Linked DNA regions of Homo sapiens: region 1 is linked to region 2. A link is a contact called in ENCODE Hi-C data. All regions are on one chromosome and are shown on one strand. The core of a region is the stretch at or near the end of the contact, and the rest is flanking DNA. Distances in the headings are between cores, read along the strand shown.

What was found. Hi-C counts contacts between places; a loop is a spot of excess contacts on that map. Pooled maps may share reads with other maps.
Region 1: a loop to region 2 is called in a map of GM12878, with 2.7 times the contacts of the local background. The contact joins two enhancer-like sites. A Hi-C loop is called at or near these places in 1 of 168 maps with a recorded cell type or tissue (GM12878), 3 of 37 single-sample maps with no recorded cell type and 3 of 50 pooled maps.

What each region holds. Positions count from the first base shown.
Region 1 is chr5:181,158,668-181,161,367 of GRCh38, forward strand. It overlaps OR2V2 (olfactory receptor family 2 subfamily V member 2), which reads left to right. Exons shown (of 2, transcript NM_206880.2): 2 at 1-618. Among named protein-coding and RNA genes, the nearest start is that of TRV-AAC1-2, 4.1 kb to the right of the region's middle. RefSeq lists enhancers at 783-1,539, 1,540-2,295, 1,716-1,895, 2,470-2,700. Within about 2 kb of position 1,429, at least 21 of the 41 ENCODE cell types and tissues checked have a DNase peak (open chromatin) inside an H3K27ac peak, as active enhancers do.
Region 2 is chr5:180,975,428-180,978,419 of GRCh38, forward strand. No RefSeq gene overlaps it. Among named protein-coding and RNA genes, the nearest start is that of BTNL3, 12 kb to the right of the region's middle. RefSeq lists an enhancer at 80-269. Within about 2 kb of position 1,329, at least 2 of the 41 ENCODE cell types and tissues checked have a DNase peak (open chromatin) inside an H3K27ac peak, as active enhancers do.

The sequences.
Region 1 (2,700 bases), core at 179-2,678, 180 kb after region 2:
AGAAAACATGTGAAAGCACAGGAGAGTAAAAGAAGCAAGAATCTTGCCAGGGGACATGGGAGTTTTTGTTACTTGCTTCACTTTTGTGTATGCCTGACATTTTTTATAATTAACAGTTTAAAATGCTCAAGGCCAGTTTTTTTTTTGCCAACTACCTTACCAAATCCTTTCCCATCAAGTTGTCTGTTCATTTTATTGGGTGATTTTGGGGCATAGATGTGACAAATCTTCATTGCAATCAGTTAGGTCAATGTTTTGTGTGTGTGTGTGAATATAAAAAATTGCTTGAAGCCAGGCATGGTGGCTCATTCCTATAATCCCAGCTGATAATGGGGAGGCCAAGGTGGGAGGATCACTTGAGCCCGGGAGTCTGACGCTGCAGTGTCACTGCACCCCAGCCAGGGCAACTCAGAGAGATCCTATCTCTACAGATTAGAAATGTTCCATTTCAGCTGGACAGGGTTTCTCATGTCTGTAATCCCAGCACTTTGGGAAGCCAAGGCAGGAGGATCACTTGAGCCCAGGAGTTTGAGACCAGCCTGGGCAACATAGCGAAACCCCATCTCTAGAACAATTAAAAATAAAACATGAATTTTAAATTTAAAAATTGCTCTACACCTCCATTTGGAAAGACTGTGTATGTGTTTGTGTCACGTATGAAAGCTAAGCTGGCATCTCCATAACCACGGGGCTCAGATCTGTCCTGATCACGTTGAGCCCCATAGCCTGACCCTGGAGGAATGAGTATCTGCTGTTGTGAATGAGGCCAGCACCCTTCCCCACCCAGGAAAACCAACGGCCACAGGAGGGCAGCAGAGAGCCACGATCCCAACCAGAGGAGAAAGCACAGACAGCATGGGGCAGGTGCAGGCGCTTATGTTTGTTTATTGGTTTGTTTTCTTTTTTATTTAAGTGACCTGTGCCATCGTATTGGGCTGAAATAGCCAGGGATGTGGCCATACAGACAGATCTAGTGTAGGTGAAAAAGAGAGCGGAGTGGGGTCCAGACTATTCCAGCCTCCCTCCTGCTGCCCTTGGCAAGGCTGCCAGCCTCTCTGTGCCTCGGTGTCCTCATCTGTCACATGGGGATAATAACAGTATGGACTGCAGGGGGCTGGCAACAGTAAAGAGAGTGAGGTGCGTGGCGGCAGCACAGGTCGGCCCAGGAGGACCCCGTGGGAGCTCCTACTGACTGCGGAGAAGATCAGCAGAGGCCCCGCTGAGGACGGCCTGGGGGAGGTGCAGGGAAGGGGCTCATGGGAGGGTGGTGGGGAACACCTGCAGGCAGAGGATGGGTGTGATTGTGGGGACCTCAAAAGCCACACCCAGAGCCAGGGGGTGCTGCAGGGCAGAGGCTGCAGCGGGGAAGTGCCCATGGCCCGAGGTCCCTGTGGGCGAGGCCCTCCTCTCTAACCCACAGCCATCCCCCAGGCCCAACTTTCAGGGGTGTGGGAGGTCTGCCTGTCTCCCGAAGACCCACTGTGGTCACTAACAGACTGGGACGTACATGAGGGTGACCCAGGCAGGCAGGTCTGGGCCTCCCTGGAGCTGGCAACCGTGCTCCCATCATCCCTGTCCCAGGGCCTGTGTGGTCCTGAGCTGACACCCGAGGGTGACACCCCACACTCCACACATGGCAGAGTGAAATAATAGCACCCTGGCCATGGTAGCGCACGCTCACAGCCCCTCCAGCACAGAAATGCAGGGAGCAGGGGGCAGCGTCGGGGGTGGCCAAGGCTTTGGCCTGTGGCAGGCCCTGAGCTCAGAAGGATGCAGGGGCTTTGCCCAAACCCACACTAGGTGCAGGGCCGGGGAGGCTGTTTCAGGAGGCGAAGGAAGGGCCCCGGGCGGTGAGGGGAGAGGCTGGTTCCGAAAGTGTGGGCGACGCAGCCAGAGCCTGATGACTGAAGAGTGAGCAGGCGGTGGGGCTTCCTAGGAGGCAGTGAGGAGAGGCAGCCCAGACCCAGTGAGATCACACCTAGGATGTCCCCAAGAAACCCCCAGGGCTGGGGCCAGGTCGTGCATCGTCATTGGGGGTGGGGCCAGGACGAGCATCGTCACTGGGGGTGGGGCCAGGACGAGCATCGTCACTGGGGGTGGGGCCAGGACGAGCATCGTCACTGGGGGTGGGGCCAGGACGAGCATCGTCACTGGGGGTGGGGCCAGGACGAGCATCGTCACTGGGGGTGGGGCCAGGACGAGCATCGTCGTTGGGGGTGGGGCCAGGACGAGCATCGTCGTTGGGGGTGGGGCCAGGACGAGCATCGTCGTTGGGGGTGGGGCCAGGACGAGCATCGTCGTTGGGGGTGGGGCCAGGACGAGCATCGTCGTTGGGGGTGGGGCCAGGACGAGCATCGTCGTTGGGGGTGGGGCCAGGACGAGCATCGTCGTTGGGGGTGGGGCCAGGACGAGCATCGTCGTTGGGGGTGGGGCCAGGACGAGCATCGTCGTTGGGGGTGGGGCCAGGACGAGCATCGTCGTTGGGGGTGGGGCCAGGACGAGCATCGTCACTGGGGGTGGGGCCAGGACGAGCATCGTCATTGGGGGTGGGGCCAGGACGAGCATCGTCATTGGGGATGGGCAGCCATGTGGATGAGCCGAGAGATTCCAGTGGGGAAAAAGGAGACGAGGCCGAGATTGATGATCTAGAGGCGCCCGCAGCCTCACAGACCCAGGTGCCCTGGCAAGCACAGCCCTGCT
Region 2 (2,992 bases), core at 79-2,578:
GAAAGCTACTGATATCAGCCGCATGGCAGGAACCACCATGGTCCCCAGGGGCCTTCTTCAAACAAGACACTGGCATGTTTTGTCACTGAGTTAAGAAACAGATATTTCTGTTGGGGGAACCCCATAGAGGAAGGCACAGCTTCACAACCCTCCCTTACCCAAGAAGCTGCTGCTGTTGAGCCACTTTGGGAAATCACCTGCCTCCTCTCTCAACCTCATGCATGCCATAACCCCCAAGCCTCAGCTGCTCCATGGATGCCCACGCTTCAGAGACTGGAGCCATCACCATACCAAGCTGGTGTACACTCCAGGCCCTGGAGCCAAGGTCTCTCTAAGTGTTCCCTGAATCCAGGCACAAGCTGAGCCGTCATAGAGAGGCAGGCCCTGACCTGATCCTGAAACACTGTAACTCTGAACACACCTGTGGCAGGAACTGGGGAGATGTATATTAAAGGATACGAAGTCTCAGTGATACAGACGCATGCATCCAGAGATCTGAAGTACAACATGAGGGCTATAGTCAATGATATTGTAGTGTATACTGCAAATTTTCTAAGAGGATAGATTTTAGGGGCTCTTAACCACATGCACACAAAATGATAGATGTTAATTTGCTTGACTGTAGTAATCATTTCTCTATGAACATGTATCAAAACATTATCTTGTGTACCTTAAATACACATAATAAAAAAGATAAGGCGAATGTGAAAACTCAGCGGAGACCTTCTATGAGTGCCCCTCCACCTTCCTTGTGTTTCCTCCTGACTCTCTCTTGCATGGAACTTCTATTGCATGCAGAGAATTCATTTTGCTGTTTTCAAATATATGCTATTGTGCTATTCTTTAAGACTACTACCCATAATAACACTGAGCTTTAAAAATCATTCCCTACTTATAGCTTTTTAGCCTATAAGCTTAGCTTACTAGTGTAAGAAAGAAAGAGAAAAGAAACACCAAAAGTGGCTTAACAATTAAAGACAGGTTTATTTTGGAGAATAAACTTGAGAGGGGCTTCTGGCCAAGTTAGGTTAGAGGCATTTTTTCTTACACACTAAGAGTTTTTAAGGGTTTGATGTGGGACAGCTTATTATAGGCTTGGAATGTTTCTTGTGTTTCTTTGTCTCGCTTATCTGGGAGGGAGAGTTTGTGTGCATTTCCATCCATTTTCCTGAAGCTGCAGGTATACCCCGAGTCTACTTTTAGCTTCCCTATCTTAGTGCACGTAAAGGGAAAGGAATGTGCTTACTAGGGCCCACTGTTTCACTGGGGCCCATTGTATGAGGGTGAAGTTTGGCTGTTACCCAAGAGACTTTCCCCCCTCCCTCTGTGCCCAAGGTGTCTTATCTGTGTTTTACTGTCTGCTCCTTCCGGCTGCTTGTAGTTAGAAGAGAAGTGACTTCCTTGAAATGCAGGAGGCTAGAAAAGGGGCTGGAAATTAAAGTGGCGATGTTTGACTGACATGACGGTGCTCCTGCCCTGTCATTCTAGACCCTATAGTTATAAAAGGATGAGGGGCAATATTTTTGTTTGTTTGTTTGTTTTGCTACTTCCTGCTGGGGGGGGGGTGGCAGACAGATTTCTGGTTTTGGATTGGCTGAAGGAGCAATGCCATTTGTAGATGTTTTGGGTAGTTGTTTGTGAAATAGCCATGATTCTATTGGTTAAGAATTTTTGAAAAAGCTGAATTAGGTAGGGTAAAAACATGAGTCCTGGGCTTTTTAGCAGCATTTTTTATTAGGCCTGATTGGTTGAGATAGAAGCAACTTTTTTTTTTTTCCAATGAGAGGTAGAGGCACATGTTTGGAAAGGCCTATGTGTTATTTTTTGTTAGTAACTGTTATTCCTACTATGAGGATCATAATTAAGCAAAATGCTACAGTAATTGAGATTCTCTGTCCGATATTTTACCCTGAGGGTGCTACCGTATATAGTTTTCCTGCAAATAGTAAAGTGAGTAAAGCAATTCCTGCAAGGGTGGCATAGTAAATAATTTCCATTAAAAACGTTTTAATATTTGGCTTAAAACGAGAAGTAGAAATGACAAAAAGTATTTGGTGAGATAGAGGTGAGACTGAGTAAGATGAGTAATTTTTACTTACGAACTTATTTTTTGTGCTTTTAGCTTAAGATTATTTATGTTTTGTACATTGATATTTGGGACATTTCTCTGGGCTGTTAGGAGTTGCTTCCTCAGATTTTTAAGCTTTGACTTGAGTGTGATGTATTTAGGAGTTGATTTCTGTAATGGATATAAGTTAAACTGTAGCAAATAGTAAAAACTGAAAAATATTAGGCAAGACTAGAATTTAACAACAGGTGTGCTATAGTGTTTGAAACATAATTTTCTCTGTTCCGTTTTCCATGTTTATTAAAAGACAAGTCATGGTAGGACTGATTTGCTTTATTATACTTGGCTTAATTATTTGCATACAATTCAGCAAGAATAACTATTTGCTACATAGGCCTTTTAAATTGGCTTTGATGGCACTTTGTTTCATAGAAGGAATTTGAGATAAGACTTTTTGAAGCCAAGCCCAGCCATGGATTTGTACTATTAAACACCTATGAGTTGGCAGAATTCCTTTCCTCTTCAGGTTTTAAGATAACTTGGGGTTCCTGGCCTGCGAGAAACTGACATTCTTTACTTACCACAGGTCAGAAACCCTGTACAGGGGCTGTGTACACAGAATCTGAGGCCAGTGTCCAAGGGCTATATTGGCTCCATAAGTCAAGTTTGATTCCTTAAAGGAGAGCACACCATTCCAGTCAAAGCCTTGGCAAAATAACCAGTTTCTCCAATTGTGTTCTGTTACAAAAGAAAACAGGTTCTTTTTTTTTTTTTTTTTTTTTTTTTGAGACACAGTTTTGCTCTTGTTGCCCAGGCTGGAGTGCAATGGCGCAATCTCGGCTCACTGCAATCTCCGCCTCCCAGGTTCAAGCAATTCTCCTGCCTCAGCCTCCCCAGTAGCTGGGATTACAGGCATGTGCCACC